Regions from separate parts of the Homo sapiens genome. Here region 2 is linked to region 1. A link is an interaction called in ENCODE POLR2A ChIA-PET data of the cell type or tissue named here. Cell type or tissue: A673. All regions are shown on one strand. Links, peaks and the distances in the headings refer to the core of each region. The heading gives the core; the rest is flanking DNA.

Region 1 (10,484 bases), core at 1,325-9,324:
AGTTGCAACAGAACTAACTTCCTGCAGTTAAAACACACAAAGCATTTGGGGAACCTTCAGTGTTCAAAGTGCAGTTGGAAATGCCAGGTGCATTGTGGGTGGGGCCGAGCTGTATGAGAAGGTGGGCTGTGAGTGTCTTCCCGGGCTATGGCTTTAGGACTCCAGTGCTGCTGCTACTGGGAACACAGAGAGGGGTTGCAGCAAGGAGCTCTGTCCCTATGCACAAGGCCCGTGGCCTGAAGTGTCCCCTGGGAGATGAGACGGACCAGCCCCAGTGGGGAGGAGGGTCAGAGAGCAAACGGTCCTGGCTTTGCCCGCCAAGAGCAGCTGAGGTGCTTCCGGGACTCAGGGTCAAGACAGAAAACATTTTCAGCTCCCCAGCTCAGGGGTGGGAACTTTGCACCAGCTGCCGTCAGCTGGACACCCTGAGATAAGGAGACCCCAAGATGCACTGAGACCCCCAGACTCCACACCCGCTCCCCTCCTCCCAACAGCCCAACAGAGCCTGCGCCTGGCAGATGTGGACCATGGCACCCCGGAGTGCAGGGGACCATGGTGCCCCAGTGTGCAGAGGACCACGGCGCCGCAGGGTGCAGGGGACCATGTGGCGTGCAGGCCACCAGCACAGGGCCCGGGCACCCTGGAAGTCAGGAGCCTGCACAGAGGGACCTGGGGGGGGCGAGGTCCAGCCCTCCCCAGTGGGGCCAGGGGCTGCGGCCAGGGTTCACTGACCCCTGACCTGGCCACCGTGCACCTCCCGCTGAGGAGCGTGGCTCTGGGAAGCCAATGGCTAAGGTCTTGGGAGGCCAAAACCGAGTCTCTGCCCCTGACCACACGGTTGGTCAATCACCAATGCAGGAGGCTCCCTAAGAGTTTGTAGATTTTTGGCTTACTCCCTCTGGAGAGCATCTTATGTCTTCTCAGTGAGATGGAGCAAAAGACGTGAAATATGCAGTCGGGGGCTCACGGCACCAGCATGTGCGTCTGGCGGCTCAGGCCGATGTGGGCTTTCTCCTCCTTGGGCCGCAAGGAGATGGCGTGATGGGGACCTGGGTGGAGGGAACCACGTGTCCCCTTGCTAGCAGACCCCAGGCTGGCACCACGGAGGCAGGCGGCCCCCATCGAGCCGTATGGGTCCTTTTCCTCCACGTGGACTCTGGGGCGTCACCTAGGAAACCAGACACATCCCTGACTTGGACGAGGAGCTGGAGCCCCCGGAGATGCCCTTCATGTCGTCCGGCATCTGACCGTCCGAGCGCCACACGTTCAGCTCGCCAAAGATGCCCGTCTCGATCATCTCCTCCTGCCAGGGGATGGGGCAGTTGCCAGTGGCAAATTCCTGAAAGAATTCTGTGTCTGTTTTGTCAAAGGCCACACCTTTGACGGTGGAAAAGGCACCCACGTCCTGAATATCCTTTGCGTAGACAGTTTTGGAGTCTGGGATGAAAGGGGGCATCAGCATCCCTGTGGGAGACAGAAAACACAGACGCCAGGCTCCTCGTGGTGGGAAGGAAGCGCCGTTTAGCCAAAAAGCCCCCTCCCCCATGGCTCCCAGATGCACAAAGGCCTGGGGCCGCTCTTCCTTAGGGAAGTGTCGTGGAGGCTGAGAGAGAAAGCCCAGTGTTCCCAGAAGGCCCCTGGGTTCCCCTGAGACCACACAGCTGGGGCTTGAGTGGGGCCGGAAGAAGCCTGAGATCCCAGGGCTCATTTTGGAGCCTTCTTGTGAAAGGACCTGGCGCTCACATCTGCCTTGTTGGGAGCCTCCCCTAGGGTCTCGTCATGAAGCGGTCTCCTCCCCGAACACGCCTTCCCCTGGGGCCCCATCCCCACCAGGGCCTCCCCTGCGCACTCTGCAGACCCCAGACCCCAGGCACTCAAGCACACGCTCCAGTGAACTTGGCAGCTTCCTTCCAACCAGCGTCCCTCCCTGACGCACCGGCCCCCGATGGCCAGGCACAGCCGGTCACAGACATCACTCTCCTCTCGGTGCACCGACCCTGACCCGGCTGGCCCATGCTGGCCCCCAGACGGCCTCTGTGACGGCCTCAGGACCACCTCCCAGTGCCAGCAGACACTGCACAGCCGCCGTGTGGTTCCTCCTCAGCCTCACTTTGACCTCAACACTTCTGGGCTCAAACCCTTCTGTGGCTCAGACTTCCTTACAGGGCGGGCGGGGTCCCCTCCTCATCCTGTGACCCCTTGGAGCCCCCTTGGGTTCCCTGACCACAGCCATCCTTGCCTCGCTGGGCCTGCCCAGGGCACCTGTCTGGCAGTCACTGCTGTGACCCTAACATACGAAAGCGACTTCTCGTTTGGGGGGTCTTCTGCTCCCTGGTCACCTGTGGCCCTGTCCTAAGTTAGTCACACTGCACGTGGCCTGACCCTTCCACCTGACCACAGGGTCCTAGAGGGTATGGCTGTGTCTCAGATGCAAAAGTGCATGAACACACACACATACACGCACACACATGCACACACACGTATGCACACACACATACGCACACGCACGCACACACATGCACGCACACGCACACACATGTATGCACACACATGCGCACACACGCACACACACGTATGCACACACACGCACACACGTATGCACACATGCACACACGCACACTGTATGCACACATACACACACGCACACACGTATGCACACACGCACACACGTATGCACACATACACATGCACACGCACGTGCACACACACGCACACACGTATGCACACAGATACACATACACACATGCACACACGTATGCACACACATACACACGCACACACATGTATGCACACATACACACGCGCGCACACACACGTGCGCACACACGCACACATGTATGCACACATACATGCACACACGTGCACACACGCACACACACGTATGCACACATACATGAGCACACACGTATGCACACACATACACATGCGCACACATGCACACACACGTATGCACACACATACACATACATGGACACACGTGCGCGCACACGCATGCACACACGCGCACACATGCACACACACGTGCACACACATACACACACGCGCGCACATAGTATCTTCCGCATCCACTTGTCAAGCAAGTGCTGGTGGGTGGATGACTTTCTCCCCGGCAGACGGCCTGAGCCACTGGCCTCCATTTGATCTTGGGCTCCCTCCAGCACCAGGGGACGTGGTGGAAGGTTTGGGTCTCGAGGCCCCAGTGCGGCCAGTGTGTTTCCTGCCTCCCATTGCACCCAGAGCCCTCTGGCCCGATGCCGGCTCCATCGGCTTGTCCTGGGGCTGGGATGATGAGTGGAGGACTGGGGGCCTTGCTGGGGGCAGAGGGAGAGCCTTGGGGGTCTGAGGCACTCCTCCCTGCCGACTCTCACAGGCTGGACCGGGCGGACACCCAAGGGCCACACAGCACAGAACCCCACCCTCTCCGGGGCTGAGGCGTCCAACAGTACCAGCCTCCAGCTGCCTCCAGTTAAGGTCCTTGAAGAGGGGGTGGGCACGGAGCTTGTCGCAGGTCTCATCTCTGAACCCCAGGCGCTTCTCCGGGTCCTTCTCCAGCAGCGCCTCGCAGAAGTCCTTGCTGGCCTGGCTGAACTTATCAGGGTACTTCACGGGCTCTGAGATGATCCGGTGCTTCAGCTCCTTGTTCTCCACCTGTGGGGACACGCGTAGCCTTAGCCCTGCCAGACCCGCCTCTCTTGGGTGGTCAGACCAGACCACAGCTCCTCCCACAAGAGCCACCGCTCACCCACGCGGGTGGGGGACCCATGAGGCCTTGTGCCCCTCCCCAGCACAGCAGCGTTTGAGGCTCCAGTCTCAGGAATGGAATCCTAAAGGCGAAGCTCCCAGGAGCCACAGGTGGGTGCCGTGCATTTTGGGGACTCTGGCTGACCCACCCCCAGCACAGCCGCACCCACCAAGGAAGGAAAGATAGGAAACTGAAGGCCAGCGCGGGCCCAGCTGAGAAGCAGCCTCCGTTTTCACTCCACCACGGTGGACGGAAGCCTCGGTGGCTCTGTTGTCTTCAGGAGTGCTGCCAAGGTCTCACTTCCCCATCAGAGGCCCCACCAGTGGGTACAGTGTGAAGGGTGCTGCTCAGTCCCCAAGGCCCCCGGATCAGGCCATTGACGCTACTCCCACGGGTTGCCCTGGCAGCCCACGCCTGTGCCACGTCCCACAGACACAGAGTGACCACGGGCGTGCTAGTGGTCCTGGGACGACTCTGCTCTGAAACCTGTCCTGGCAGGACAGGTCACATGTCCAGGGAAGTCAGAAGGGAGAGGGGTGGGCATCGCCCAGGTGGCATTGAGGGGGCGATGGGTGGCCAGGGAAGAGCCGCACCTCAAGGCAGCCTGATGCAACTCTGAGACGGTGGCCTTCTGGCTCCGTGCGGCCACCCCCTCCGTCCAACGAGAGGCAGCCCCAGCCCTGAGCTCTGAGTCAGCCTCACAGGGAAAAAGCCAGCTTTTCTCCACTTGTCTTGAATAAGGGACTGGCACCTCCCAATGTTATCCCTATTTGCAGTTCTGGTGGCCTAGGATCCGGGGCAGCCCAGGGGGCACTCAGGGGAGACCCAGCAGCCCCACTAGGTGTCCACACTCCGGGACATTCAGAGCAGCTGCTGGGCCCACCATGGGCTGTGGGTTCTTGGTGTCTGGGAAGAAGGGGAGCTTGCTCTTCTGCAACAGCGATGGATAAGACCGTCCAGGGAGGGGGAGCCGACTCCGTGTCCCCCAGAGCCCCAGCCTCAGCCTCGCCAGTCCCCAGGGGATGAAGCTCCACCCCAAACCACAAAAGGTGGTTTGTCCCACTGCCCAGGGTCTGGGGCAACAGTGGGATAAGTCGCCCTCCCTCCTCCGGTCTGCACCAGAGGGACCGGCCCCCACAGGGCCCTCAGAGGCTGAGTGGTGGCGTGCTGTCTGGTGGGAGGGTCTGCTTGCTCTGGGGCACAGGGTGACTGGGAATCCCTCAGCCCCTCCACCTGCAGGCCTCAGGGGCTGGGGGCGTCACCCACTGAGACAGAACAGCATGGCCCAGGAGCAAGACCCCAGCACGTGAATCTGTGCCCTCCCCACCCCAGGGCCCACAGAACAACTCCCAGGTCTGCCCCAGTAACGATCCCATCACTGCCCCGTCCCCATCGAGAGCCAGGGCGCCAAGGTGGCTGCAGAGACACCTGCCGGCCGCCTCCTACCTTCTCTCCACGGGCTCGGAAGGGTCCTCTGGCCGCAATCATCTCATACAGGGTGACCCCCAGGGCAAAGTAGTCCACGGAGAAGTCGTACTCCTCGCCCTGCAGGAGCTCGGGGGCCATGAAACCTGCCAGCAAGGGACATTGCGGGTTCAGAGGTGGTCACCTCCATGGTGGGCACGCACTCCAGGAATCGCAGGACTGATGCTCTGGGGATGCATCCCCCCCGGGGCCTCAGCACTCTCCACATTTGGGGCCAGAAAATCCTTTGTGGAGGGGCTGCCCTGTGTGTTACTGGGTGCCAAGCAGCACCCCAGACTCTGCCTGTGGGGTGACAGCAGCACCCCCAGGCTGTGACAACCAAAAATGACAACCAAAAATGCCCCATGCCCACTCTAGTGCTGGGCACAGGGCGGGACTTGTTGACTGTAGCTGCACTGAGGCAGCCTTCCTGGACTCTTTTACTGGGGAGAATCCAACATCATTCTCTTTTGAATTTTCCTCTTGAGCTGGTCAGATCATGCCAAGGCGGGTCTTCCACATTCTGGGAACCACGTTGGAGAGGAGGCCTGGGGAGCCTCAACCAACGGTCACTCTCCTTTTCCTCAGCTGTCGGCCTGTTCTCCAGTTGTCCGGTGACCCAGGAGTGCTATGGCTGTGTCCTCTCCAGAGAGGTGGTCCGGTCCCAGTCTTCTGCCAAGAAGGCCCTTAACCACAGGACTGTGGCAGGATGGAGGGACGGCTCTGGGCGCAGCCACGGGGACTCAGGATGGAGGGAGGGCTCTGGGCGCAGCCGCAGAGGCTGTCACGGGATGGGGGGATGGCTCTGGGCTCAGCCCCGGGGACTGTCTCGGGATGGAGGGACGGCTCTGGGTGCAGCCGCGGAGACTGCCTCAGGATGGGATGATGGGTCTGGTCTCAGCTGCAGAGACTGTGTCAGGATAGAGGGGCAGGTCTGGGCTCAGCCGCGGGGACTGTCTCGGGATGGAGGGGCGGGTCTGGGCTCAGCTGCGGGGACTGGGGGACTGTCGGGATGGAGGGACGGGTCTGGGTGCAGCCGCAGGGACTGGGGGACTGTGTCGGGATGGAGGGGCGGGTCTGGGCTCAGCCACGGGGACTGGGGGACTGTGTCGGGATGGAGGGACGGGTCTGGGTGCAGCCGCGGGGACTGGGGGACTGCGTCGGGATGGAGGGACGGGTCTGGGTGCAGCCGCGGGGACTGGGGGACTGCGTCGGGATGGAGGGGCGGGTCTGGGCTCAGCCACGGGGACTGGGGGACTGTGTCGGGATGGAGGGACGGGTCTGGGTGCAGCCACGGGGACTGTGTCAGGATGAAGGGACGGGTCTGGGCTCAGCCGTGGGGACTGTCTCCAGATGGAGGGGCGGGTTTGGGCGCAGCCGCGGGGACTGTCTTGGGATGGAGGGATGGGTCTGGGTGCAGCCGCGGGGACTGTCTCCGGATGGAGGGACGGGTCTGGGCGCATCCATGGGGACTGTCTCGGGATGGAAGGACGGGTCTGGGCTCAGCCGTGGCAACTGTCTCGGGATGGAGGGGTGGGTCTGGGCACAGCCGCAGGGACTGTCTCAGATGGAGGGACGGGTCTGGGCACAGCTGTGGGGACCGTCACAGGACAGAGGGCGGAGGGACAGCTCTGTGTGCAGCTGCTCTCATGCAGTCATTCATCTGCCAAGGTCACCTTTGCACGGACACCAGGCACTGGGCACTGACAGTTCTGTGCAGCTTCAGGGCTCTGGCAGCAGCTTAGCATTCTGCTTCCTTGTGTCAGCTGCCGGCTCCCCTCACCCATCATCAGTCTTCCAGCTGCCATGACGCTGCCGCTCACACCCTCCTTTGAGCACGTGGGTTTGTACTTTTAGCGAGATCCCTTCACTGCCCCTGTCCCGGGACTTCAGGAGGGAAAGCAGATCACATGTGTGTCCAGCCATCAGCTCTGTCCACGAGAGTATCTGAGTGGCTGCTTCCCAACACTTTACTAAATTCAAAACACACTTTCCACTCCACGCTCTGTGTTCTGGCTCCGCCAGCGGATCAGGGAGCGATGGAGCCTGGAGCCTCGCTCGCACATCTGTTGGTGTCTTGCTAACGTCAAGGCAGATCTCTAGGCTCAGTGCTTTCACACTCACAAACACCCCTACTCTAGGTTCGTGCCTGGAAGCCACACCAGGCTCACATATGTCTAGTTTGCTGAAGCTGAGTTCTCTGCCTCGTCCCACAGTCTCAGCTCGAGTCCTCAGCACCCTAAAAGGCGCCTCCCTTCACCGCGGCCTGACTCTGAGGCAGCCAAGCACCTCTCGAGCCCTTCCCAACTGCTCCTCACAGAGAAGATGGAATCCAGTGTGGGCTGCAGCCTCCGGGCACCCCCACGCTGCTCAGGCTGGCATGGGGTCCTCTCCTCTCCTCCCACCTCTGGCTAAGGCTTGCCCACCTGCCGGGCCTTGTCCACCTTTTGTGGTTCCCTGCAGACCCCACCAGCCGGGCTGTGCCCTCCCCGGCCCTTCCGCCCTCTCCAGGGCATCCCTCCTTCTTCATAGGGATGAGGTTCGAGGCCACAGCCACACACTGAGGCTTCCCTCTCCTTGTGAGCAAGCTTCCCCTCCAGGGTGGAAACCGCAGATCCCACCTGTCTCGGCTCAGGCACTTCCGTGGTCCAGCCCTGTGCCTGTTCCACGGAGCCGGGGCGTCTCTGAGTGATGGCCACAGACCCTCCGGGCCCCGCTGCAATGCTGCCATGGTGATGAGCACAGCACTTGCTCCAGCCTGCCCTGAGTGCCAGGCACAGCAGTCCACTATACGCCATGAGCTGGCCATGGGTACTCATCACCATGGGTACTCCTCATCGCCATGGGTACTCCTCATCACCATGGGTACTCCTCGCCATGGGTACTCCTCATCGCCATGGGTACTCCTCATCACCATGGGTACTCCTCATCGCCATGGGTACTCCTCGCCATGGGTACTCCTCATCGCCATGGGTACTCCTCATCACCATGGGTACTCCTTGCCATGGGTATTCCTCATCGCCATGGGTACTCCTCATCGCCATGGGTACTCCTCATCGCCATGGGTACTCCTCATCGCCATGGGTACTCCTCGCCATGGGTACTCCTCATCGCCATGGGTACTCCTCATCGCCATGGGTACTCCTCGCCATGGGTATTCCTCATCGCCATGGGTACTCCTCATCGCCATGGGTACTCCTCATCGCCATGGGTACTCCTCATTGCCATGGGTACTCCTCATTGCCATGGGTCCTCATCGCCATGGGTACTCCTCATCGCCATGGGTACTCCTCATCGCCATGGGTACTCCTCATCGCCATGGGTACTCATCGCCATGGGTACTCCTCATCGCCATGGGTCCTCATCACCATGGGTACTCCTCATCGCCATGGGTACTCCTCATCGCCATGGGTACTCCTCATTGCCATGGGTACTCCTCATCGCAATGGGTACTCATCGCCATGGGTACTCCTCATCGCCATGGGTACTCCTCATCGCCATGGGTACTCCTCATCGCCATGGGTCCTCATCGCCATGGGTACTCCTCATCGCCATGGGTACTCCTCATCGCCATGGGTCCTCATCGCCATGGGTACTCCTCATCGCCATGGGTACTCCTCATCGCCATGGGTCCTCATCGCCATGGGTACTCCTCATCGCCATGGGTCCTCATCGCCATGGGTACTCCTCATCGCCATGGGTCCTCATCGCCATGGGTACTCCTCATTGCCATGGGTACTCCTCATTGCCATGGGTCCTCATCGCCATGGGTACTCCTCATTGCCATGGGTACTCATGATGGGGATGTGCAGCAACTTGTCCAAGGCCACAGCCCACACCCCACAGTCCACAGCCCACAGTCCACAGGCTGCTGTCCACAGCCCACGGTCCACAGGCCACAGCCTACAGGCCACAGATCACAGACCACAGGCCACACCTCAAAGCCCACAGTCCACACCCTACAGCCCACAGTCCACAACCCACAACCCAGTCCATAGACCGTGGGCTGCCTCCCTGAGTGCTCCGCCCTCTTGTCTCCAGTGGCGGCAGCCATGAGCTCTGGGCCCTCCCTCCAGATGGCTGCATGCTGACCAAGCAGGGTCCTTGGCAGACGTCTGCTCTGGTGAGTCAGACTCCAGGAGAAGTTCAGACACCTGCCTGGCCCCCGAGCCAGCTCTGTGTGGCACATGGGGCCTGTGTGAGTTATGTCAACTTGCCAGCTGCTACCCAAGTGAGGCCAACCCGGCACACAGTGGCGGACAGGCCCGTTGGGAGACCCATGACGGATGTCCTGGGACCAGGCAGAGAGGCCGCAGGCTGGGGCATGGGGGCTGCTGGGGCTGGTCAGTTTTGACACTTCTGAGTCAAGGTCCTTCCTGGTCCTTCACCGTGCCTGAGGGCCAGGCTGATGTGGCCACAGAATCCTTTTTCCCCAAAAGAGTTGCAGGAACCCTGCCTCACAGAACCACAGGCCCTGAATATGCCCTACTGGTCCAGGATTACACGGACGTCAGAATTCTGCCCAGACTCCGGGGAGGAACTGCTCACACGATCACAGCCTCTAGACCCACCCAGAGCCTTCTCAGCTCCCAGGCCGGGCACGAGCAAGGCCCACCAGACCGCAGGCTCCTGTCAGTTCCTGGGCCAAGGAGCCCCCAGCCCTCCTGGCCTGACCCCCATGATGCAGCCCGGACGGCGCACCTGTTTGTGCCCCAGGCCTCCTGAGGGACCTGCAGCCACGCAGCGGCCAGTAAATATTGACAGAAAGCGTGAGGGAGACAGCTCTACCTGCTCTGTTCACAAATTCTCCCGCCCCTGAACTCAAACTAGGACCGCGCATGACCGGCCCCGCCCTGTGCACGCCCCTGGATCCCGCCCCTGACCTCAAACTAGGGCCGCGCATGACCGGCCCCGCCCTGTGCACGCCCCTGGATCCCGCCCCTGACCTCAAACTAGGGCCGCGCATGACCGGCCCCGCCCTGTGCACGCCCCTGGATCCCGCCCCTGACCTCAAACTAGGGCCGCGCATGACCGGCCCCGCCCTGTGCACGCCCCTGGATCCCGCCCCTGACCTCAAACTAGGGCCGCGCATGACCGGCCCCGCCCTGTGCACGCCCCTGGATCCCGCCCCTGACCTCAAACTACGACCGCGCATGACCGGCCCCGCCCTGTGCACGCCCCTGGATCCCGCCCCTGACCTCAAACTACGACCGCGCATGACCGGCCCCGCCCTGTGCACGCCCCTGGATCCCGCCCCTGACCTCAAACTAGGACCGCG
Region 2 (9,242 bases), core at 80-8,079, 560 kb before region 1:
ACGACAGGCATGCGCCACCATACCCGTCTAATTTTTTTTTTTTTTTTTGAGATGGAGTTTCACTCTTGTTGCCCAGGCTGGAGTGCAATGGCACGATCTTGGCTCACTGCAACCTCCTCCTCCCGGGTTCAAGTGATTCTCCTGTCTCAGCCTCCCAAGTAGCTGGGATTACAGGCGCCCACCACCACGCTCAGCTAATTTTTTGTATTTTTAGTAGAGACGGGGTTTCAGTATGTCGGCCAGGCTGATCTCAAACCCCTGACCTCAGGCAATCCACCCACCCTGGCCTCCCAAAGTGCTGGGATTATGGGCGTGAGCCACCGTGCCCAGCCCCCACTTCTATTTATGTTCACACACACACCACCACCTAAAGGGCTCTGCAGCACTGTATTAATAGTGATTATTTCCTTTTTTGAGATGGAGTCTCGCTCTGTCGTCCAGGTTGGAGTGCAGTGGTGCAGTCTCGGCTCACTGCAACCTCCGTCTCCTGGGTTCAAGCGACTCTACTGCCTCAGCCTCCTGAATAGCCAGGACTACAGGGGCGTGCCACCACACCTGGCTAACTTTTGTAGTTTTTGTTTGTTGTTTTTTTTGAGACGACGTCTCACTCTGTCACCCAGGCTGGGGTGCAGTGGCTTGATCTCAGCTAACTGCAACCTCTGCCACCCTGGTTCAAGCAATTCTCCTGCCTCAGCCTCTCAAGTAGCTGGGATTACAGGCTCCTGCCACCGTGCCTGGCTAATTTTTGTATTTTTAGTAGAGATGGGATTTCATCATGTTGGCCAGGCTGGTCTTGAACTCCTGACCTGTGATCCCCCAGCGTTGGCCTCCCAAAGTGCTGGGATTACAGGCATGAGCCACCATGCCCGGCCAATAGTGATTATTTCTAGATGGCAGAACTGAAATGACTTTATTTCCTTTCATCTATAGGGTCTAGTTTTCCTGACATAGACAAGTATTAGTTTTGTAATAAGGAAAAAAAAATTTTTAAAAGGCTGCTTCCTACTGATGATTTTTAGAATAGTTTATAGTTTTCAAAACACTGATTATTCTCTTTCCTGAAACAGAATTAATGAACAAGTCGCCACGACATATTTCATCTGCCCTGTATGCCCCTGGCCTTTCTCCCTGCTCTCTGTATAGTTTTTGAAACTAAAGCACCTCAGCTAACTTGAGAAAAGGGAGAAAAAAAAAAAAAACGGAAGCACCACAGACAGATCATTTGTAGAACAGAAATGGAAGGTGTACATCTGAGAATTCTGTTCTCACTCATAATTGCAGCATAGCAAGACCATACACAGATGCATTCAATCACACGTGTTCACTTGGGAACACAACGCATCATGCAAGGTGGAGCATTGGAAGCCGCTTCTCATCAAGCGTGGGCCCCATGTCAGCTGTGAACATCCTCTTATTCTGCCTATGTGGAATCTGGGAACTTAAACATTTCCTTTCTGGTAACTGCCCATCTTTTATAAAAATTGCAACAGTAACATGTCTGTAATAAATGTGAACCATAGGAAGTGCAAATCTCCATCCACCCATTCAACAAATATTCTGTGTGCCTAGGAACTGTTCTTACATTTCTGACACTGCACGTCTTTTTCAATACCACCCCTCCGACACCAGCTGCGTGCTCCACATTCAACTCAACTCTGAGATCATCGACCTGGAGTTAGCACCAGAACCCACGGGTCAAGGGCTCAGTCCCACAAGACTGCCCCCCTTTCAGACGACAGTTCCAAGTCCCAGTGTGTCACCGGTACTTCTGACCAGTCAGCAATAAATTCAGGGGTTCCCGATGGCCTCTCCTCAGATTTGGTAAGTTGCTGAAATGGCTCACAGAACTCAGAAAGGCACTGTTTTCTCGATTATTGGCTAATCATAAAGGATACAACCCAGAACAGCCAAACGGAAAAAATGCACAAGGTGGGTATGGGGTATGGTGTAGTGGTACTTGGAGCTTCCATGCAGTAACCCTCCCAGCACCTTGATGTGCTCACCAACCCGGAAGGCCCGTCTATTTTTTTTATTTTTTTTGAGATGGAGTCTTGCTCTGTCACCCAAGCTAGACTGCAGTGACGCGATCTCGGCTCACTGTACCTTCGCCTCCTGGGTTCAAGCGATTCTTCTGCCTCAGCCTCCTGAGTAACTGGGACTACAGGCATGCGCCACCATGCCTGGCTAATTTTTGTATTTTTAGTAGAGACGGGGTTTCACCATATTAGCCAGGCTGGTCTCAAACTCCTGACCTCGGGATCCACCTGCCTTGGCCCCCCAAAGAGCTGGGATTACAGGCGTGAGCCACTGTGCCTGGCCCCTGGAAGCCCTGTCTTTAGGCATTATTAAGGTTTCATTATGTAGGTGTGACTGATTAAGTCACTGGCCACCGGTGACCTCTCTCTAGGCCCTCTGCCCTCTCGGAGGCTAGGGTGGGACTGAAAGTCCCAACCCTCTAGTCCTGCCTTGGCTTTCTGGCCAACTAGTCCCCATCCTGAAGCTGCCTGGGGCCCCCAGCCCCTAGTCCTCTCATTGGCATATAAGACACTCATATTACTGCAGATTCCCGAGGTCTGAGGAGCTGTGTGCAGGAACCAGGGCCTAAGACCCTGTGCTAGGCACTAGGGAATGGCTGTGAATGAGACAAGAGGTGCCCCTGCCTCGAAGGAACTTGCGCCTGATGCACCACCTGAGGCAACGGTGGTCAAGGGGGAATGCTGTGAACAGTGGCAAAAATATGAAAAAGGAAACAAAGGAATAAGATAACCTCAGGTAGCATCAAAAGCTACGAACAGACATGAAGGGAGAGTAAAGCATCAGAGACGCAGGAAGAGGAGGGCCCAGGAGGGCTCTCTGCAGAGCCAAGACGGGAACTAAGACCAGATGCCAAGAAGGAGCCACGGGCACATCTGGGGAAGTCCCTGTGGAGGGAAACGTGCGGAGTCCTGAGGTGGAATCCGCTGGTGCATTCATGAGAAACCAGCAGGCCAGAGCCGCTGGAGACGAGCTGGGGAGCACGCCAGAGCCGCTGGAGACGAGCTGGGGAGCACGCCAGAGCCGCTGGAGACGAGCTGGGGAGCAGGCCAGAGCTGCTGGAGACGAGCTGGGGAGCAGGCCAGCTCTGCCACGCCCTGCAAGGCTTCCGGAGGCCAAGCGGAGCGCATGGGCAGCTGTGCTCCCTCCCAGCCCTCGCCTGTGTGTGTTCACCCATGTGGCCACACATAAGCTCACTGCTTAGCATCCTCAGAGGAACATTAAACAGCTGAGCTGTTCTGTGTGCCGTATTTCTTTTCTTTTTTTTTTTTTTTTTGAGACGGAGTCTTGCTCTGTCGCCCAGGCTGGAGTGCAGTGGCGCAATCTTGGCTCACTGCAAGCTCCGCCTCCCGGGTTCATGCCATTCTCCTGCCTCAGCCTTCCAAGTAGCTGGGACTACAGGCTCCCGCCACCACGCCCAGCTAATTTTTTGTATTTTTAGTAGAGATAGGGTTTCACCGTGTTAGCCAGGATGGTCTCGATCTCCTGACCTAATGATCCGCCCACCTCGGCCTCCCAAAGTGCCAGGATTACAGGTGTGAGCCACCGCGGTCCAGCCTTTTTGAGACGGAGTCTCGCTCTGTCGCCCAGGCTGGAGTGCAGTGGCGTGATCTCAGCTCACTGCAACCTCTGCCTCCCAGGTTCAAGCGATTCTCCTGCCTCAGCCTCCTGAGTAGCTGGGACTACAGGCGTGTGCCACCACGCCCAGCTATTTTTTTGTATTTTTAGTAGACATGGGGTTTCACTGTGTTAGCCAGGATGGTCTCGATCTCCTGACCTCGTGATACGCCCGCCTCGGCCTCCCAAACCATATTTCTCTTTATTAAGAATAGCCATGAGTGCTACGCACGGTGGCTCATGCCTCTAACCCCAGCAGTGGGAGGATCACTTCAGCCCAGGAGTTCAAGACCAGCCTGGACAACATAGTGAGACCCCCACTTCTACAAATTTTTTTTTAAATTAGCTATTCAGGTATGATGTTGCACCCCTGTAATGGGAGGCTGAGGCGGGAGGATCACTTGAGCCTGGGAGGTAGAGGCTGCAGTGAGCTGTGACTGTGCCACTACACTCCAGCCTGGGTGACACATTGAGACCCTGTCTCAAACCCCCCCCCCACCAAAACCAAACAAAAAAATAGCAAAATAGCCATGAGCCATCTGTCTTTCTTTAAGCTGTTGATACACCTTCTTTTGCATTTCTCCACAGATTCCATTTTTCAGGCATTAAAAGAATTTCAATTTTCCACATGATTTAGAAGTGAAAGACCCCCATACTGAGCACAGATACTTATTAAAAGCTAAACCAGGCCAGGCATGGTGGCTCACGCCTGTAATCCCCAAACTTTGGGAGGGTGAGGCAGGAAGATCACTTGAGTCCAAGAGTACGAGACCAGCCTGGGCAATATAGTGGGAACCCCATCTCTACAAAAAACAGAAACAGGGTCTCTCTCTGTTGCCCAGGCTGGTCTTGACCTCCTGGGCTAGAGCAATCCACCTGCCCTGGTCTCCCAAAGTCCTGAGATTATAGGAATGAGCCATCATACCCAGCCAACTTTTCTGTTTTTGACTGCTGACCATATCAGAAACAAATCTATGGTTCAATGATCTCTTCCCCACCCTTTCCTAAGCTATCTTCTTTCCCCAAGTCCTGACATTTCATTTTTTTCCTCATATTGTACAATATTATTGAATATAAGGTATTCAATAAATAATAAGTAATGAGTGATACCTTAGGTTCAAATCTAGGTTTAGTACTGAGGAGATAATGGCTGGTCCCAATTCTGGCCAACACATTTCACACAGAGAAAAATTCCCTCTATGTATTAAACCACCCTCATAAATGAATGTATCAGTCACAGAAAAAACTCAGCAAGAAATACAGAAACTCATTAGTGCTACTGCCAAAGAAATGATAAAACCCGGTTCTGAGTCAGCCTTCACACAGAAAGGCAAAACCAGTGGTTTTCAAATGTGTATTTTTTAATCAGGGAAACTTTTTTTTTTTTAAGACAGAGTCTTGCTCTGTTGCCCAGGCTGGAGTGCAGTGGCGCGATCCCGGCTCGCTGCAACCTCCGCCTCCTGGGTTCAAGTGATTCTCCTGCCTCAGCCTCCTGAGTAGCTGGGATTCCAGGCACACGCCACCACGTCCGGCTCATTTTTGTGTTTTTAGTAGAGATGGGGTTTCCCCATATTGGCCAAGCTGGTCTCAAACTCCTGAACTCAAGTAATCCGCCTGCCTCGGTCTCCCAAAGTGCTGAGATTATAGGTGTCAGCCACCCCACCCGGCCAGGAAATTTTTTTTTTTTTTTTTTTTTTTTGAGAGGGAGTCTTGCTCTGTCGCCCAGGCTGGAGTGCAATGGCGCGATCTCGGCTCACTGCAACCTCTGCTCCCTGGGTTCAAGCGATTCTCCTGCCTCAGCCTCCTGAGTAGCTGGGATTAAGGCGTCCGCCACCACACCTGGCTAATTTTTGTATTTTTAGTAGAGACAGGGTTTCACCATGTTAGTCAGGGTGATCTCGAACTCCTGACCTCGTGATCTGCCCGCCTCAGCCTCCCAAAGTGCTGGGAGGAAAACTTTTTTTTAAAGGAAAATGTAGAGGGTGGAGAATGGGAGGAGGGTGAAGACTGAAAAACATCAGGTACTGTGCTGATTACCTGGGCAACAAAATTATCTGCACACCAAACCCCAGTGACACTTGATTTACCCATGTGACACACCTGCACGTGTACGCCTTGAGCCGAAAATGAACACGTAACACACCTGCACGTGTACGCCTTGAACCGAAAATGAACACGTAACACACCTGCACGTGTACGCCTTGAGCCGAAAATGAACACGTAACACACCTGCACGTGTACGCCTTGAACCGAAAATAAACATGTGGCACACCTGCACGTGTACGCCTTGAGCCGAAAATGAACACGTAACACACCTGCACGTGTACGCCTTGAACCGAAAATGAACATGTGGCACACCTGCACGTGTAAGCCTTGAGCCGAAAATGAACACGTAACACACCTGCACGTGTACGCCTTGAGCCGAAAATGAACATGTGACACATCTGCACGTGTACGCCTTGAGTCGAAAATGAACACGTAACACACCTGCACGTGTACGCCTTGAGCTGAAAATGAACATGTGACACATCTGCACGTGTACGCCTTGAGTCGAAAATGAACACGTAACACACCTGCACGTGTACGCGTTGAGCTGACAATGAACATGTAACACACCTGCACATGTACGCCTTGAGCCGAAAATGAAAGTTGGAAAGTTTAAAAAAAAAAAAAAAAAAAAGAGCGTCAGCAGCAGCCCAACGTGTGCCAGCGTGGGGCTCCTGTGGGGTGTGCTCCCCACTGCACACCCAGGAGGACAGGCACCCAACAGCAGCCTGAGGACTCCCAGGGCTCAGGACGCACTGTGATAACCACTGCTGTAGGATGGAAAGAAAGATGGAAAAGATGGAAAAAAATAACAACACAATATTAGATTAATTCAGAATGTTTTCAAAATTCTAAAGAACTAAGATATGTAAAAAGTGTAATTACTATAGCAGAGCTATTTTTGGAAAAAGGAAATGTTTCCTCAGAATTACCTTAATCCTTACTTCTTTCTCTGCAATTTTCTTCTGTTTATCTGTCTCTTTTTTTTTGCATCTTTCTTCTTCTCTTCTTCTTCTTTTTTCCTCTTCCCGCAAACGTTTCTTTTCTAACTCTCTCCTCCTCCGTTCTTCTCGCTTCTCTTCTCGAATTCTCTAAAGACATGGAAGAGCGTGTGTATAAACTGCCTGGATGAGAATGGCAGAAGCAGGGAGGGTGTTCATCAGGTAAAGGCCAGACCTACCTGCTTTTCTAATTTTCTATTTTTAATATATTCCAAAAGAGGTGTGGTTCTTCTAGCTAAAACACAAAAATTGTAATATTGTATTTAACTCCTAAAGAAAGATGTATTTTAAATACTTGTTTTGAATGTAATCTTTAAAATAAATACGGGAACCATATCATTACTTTTTAAATTTACACACTGTCTCCAGGGGAGTTTTTATTCCATTACTGTCAGGTCAAGTAATTTGAAAGTATCAACAATTTCATACATAGTAGACATCTAATTCCTGATTCTTAAGGGAGGCTTAAAATATTCCAAGATGATATTTTTGTAGGTGCCTTAAATCATTAAATAACATATATTTATTTTGATACATCGCATATTCTGAGAACTTTTTCGTTTTCCGTTCTCCAAGCAACAGTTTTAAAATAACATGGATTCTTGTAATGTCTTACAATATATACTCCATAAAATCCCAATGATAAGACATACAACTCTGGATTGTAGTTTAGAAAATGACTCCACATGGGCCGGGCGTGGTGGCTCACACATGTAATCTCAGCACTTTGGGAGGCCAAGGCGGGCAGATCACCTTAGATTGGGAATTCGAGACCAGCCTGACCAACCTAAGGAAACCCCGTCTCTACTGAAAAAATACAAAATTAGCCGGGCGTGATGGCACGCGCCTATAATCCCAGCTACTCGGGAGGCTGAGGCAGGAAAACTACTTGAACACGGGAGGAGGAGGTTGCAGTGAGCCGAGATTGCGCCACTGCACTCCAGCCTGGGCAACAACAGCGAAACTCTGCCTCAAAAAAAAAAAAAAAAGAAAAAAAAGAAAAGAAAAAGAAAATGACTCCATATGGCGCTGCTGATTGCAGAAAAGGCACCAACTACTAGGGAATGAACATTTCTACAGACTCTATCTTGGTCCTTCGCTTTCATGCCCGACCTCTCAGATCTGACCTGGATGTGGGTGCCCAGGCAAGCTAGAGGCCCCACAGGCCCCACCTCAGAGGGACTTGCGCTGACATGGACAGGCCCCACATCCCACCAACACAAGGACACAAATGGGAAGGGGGAAGACGGGGTCTACTCTGTGGGTCTGTAAGATCTCAGACTAAACAGGGCTGGGAAGAATCCCTGGATGTACCTGAAAACTGACACATCATCTCTGGAATTCTGAGGACCAGGAATGAATCAGGAATCATAGGAGAAGCCCTGGCCAGGGATCCATCACTTGGAACTGAGAACCCCTGACACCCTGACATCATAGATGAAATGGCACCTGTCCCAGAAGCCCTTCCCCAGGGACAGTCTGTGGTTGTAGGGAAGAGCCGATTGTCCCAGGAGCCCTGCCCCAGGCACAGTGGTTGTAGGGAAGAGCTGATGCAGGTACAAATGCCACATTTCGTGGCAGACACAGTTGCCACAGAGAACACTCCCCCAGGGGTCCCTGGGCTGACCATGAACTCTGGCTCAGGGTGAGTACAGCACACTGGCTCAGGTAAATGGTCAGCTCTTTGTAATGGGCAAATTATCTCAAATCAGCCAGGGTTCTGCTCTGCTCTGTGGAAAGCCTGAACTTGTCAGCCAGGAGCCGGGCGAGACCACCTGGATGTGTGGGGAGGCTGACCCCAGACTCCGCTTGCCCACCTTCCTCTTCCTATAAAATGTCTGCCCTATCACCCACAGGGATCACGGGCAAAGTACGTTAGACCCTGAATAAGAAAGTGTTCTACACATCATAAAAGTATGTTATTTATCAGACAGAATACGCACAACCATGCAACAGAACACAAGTAAACAGAAGTCTCAGAGCTGAACCCAGGCCTGTCTGCTCTAAAGGCCGATGCTAAAGGCCGATGCACCAGACTAACTCAACAACTCCAGAGTCCTTGCCAGAAACAGCTTATTAGTATTTCCATTTAACACTTGCTTCTCAGACCTGTGCAGAAGAATCCACTGGAGGCCAAAAGCTTAGAAAAGAAAAAGGTAATCTGCCATGAATTGCCTAAAATTTTTTTTTTTTTTTTTTTTGAGATGGAGTCTTACTTTGTCGCCAGGCTGGAGTGCAGTGGCGTGGTCTTGGCTCACTGTAACCTCCGCCTGCCGAGTTCAAGCGATTCTCCTGCCTCAGCCTCCCAAGTAGCTGGGACTACAGGCGCATGCTACCACGCCCAGCTAATTTTTGTATTTTTAGTAAAAACGGGGTTTCACCATGTTGGCCAGAAAGGTCTCAATCTCTTGACCTCATGATCTGCCCGCCTCAGCCTCCTAAAATGCTGGGATTACAGGTGTGAGCCACCGCACCCGGCCAAGTTTCAATTTTTCATACATAGAAACAGCAATCACAGAAACAAGGAAGACTCTACAGCCAAGT

The links. Peaks named below come from ENCODE experiments on the same cell type or tissue, not always from the same donor. Only the 100,000 strongest peaks of a DNase experiment are listed, where the experiment ranks them.
Region 2: POLR2A ChIA-PET joins it to region 1 with 10 read pairs; 3 of 35 experiments call an interaction of 5 or more read pairs at or near these places.

Annotation. Positions count from the first base shown.
Region 1 is chr13:113,726,048-113,736,531 of GRCh38, reverse strand. GRK1 (G protein-coupled receptor kinase 1) reads right to left here. Exons shown (of 7, transcript NM_002929.3): 5 at 5,189-5,313; 6 at 3,447-3,648; 7 at 1-1,464. The coding sequence ends at 1,169. Among named protein-coding and RNA genes, the nearest start is that of LINC00552, 20 kb to the left of the region's middle. In A673, for the core only: no CTCF peak of the experiment used is centred there; no DNase peak of the experiment used is centred there; H3K27me3 peaks cover 2,392 bases.
Region 2 is chr13:114,289,180-114,298,421 of GRCh38, reverse strand. It overlaps UPF3A (UPF3A regulator of nonsense mediated mRNA decay), which reads right to left. Exons shown (of 10, transcript NM_023011.4): 6 at 6,878-6,933; 7 at 6,630-6,788. It overlaps LOC124903222 (a long non-coding RNA gene), which reads right to left and starts at 6,623. Exons shown (of 2, transcript XR_007063884.1): 1 at 5,838-6,623; 2 at 4,701-5,751. RefSeq lists enhancers at 1,940-2,099, 2,760-2,859, 3,025-3,526, 5,009-5,058, 5,069-5,118 and 2 more and a silencer at 2,290-2,349. In A673, for the core only: no CTCF peak of the experiment used is centred there; a DNase peak (open chromatin) is centred at 3,091; H3K27ac peaks cover 302 bases.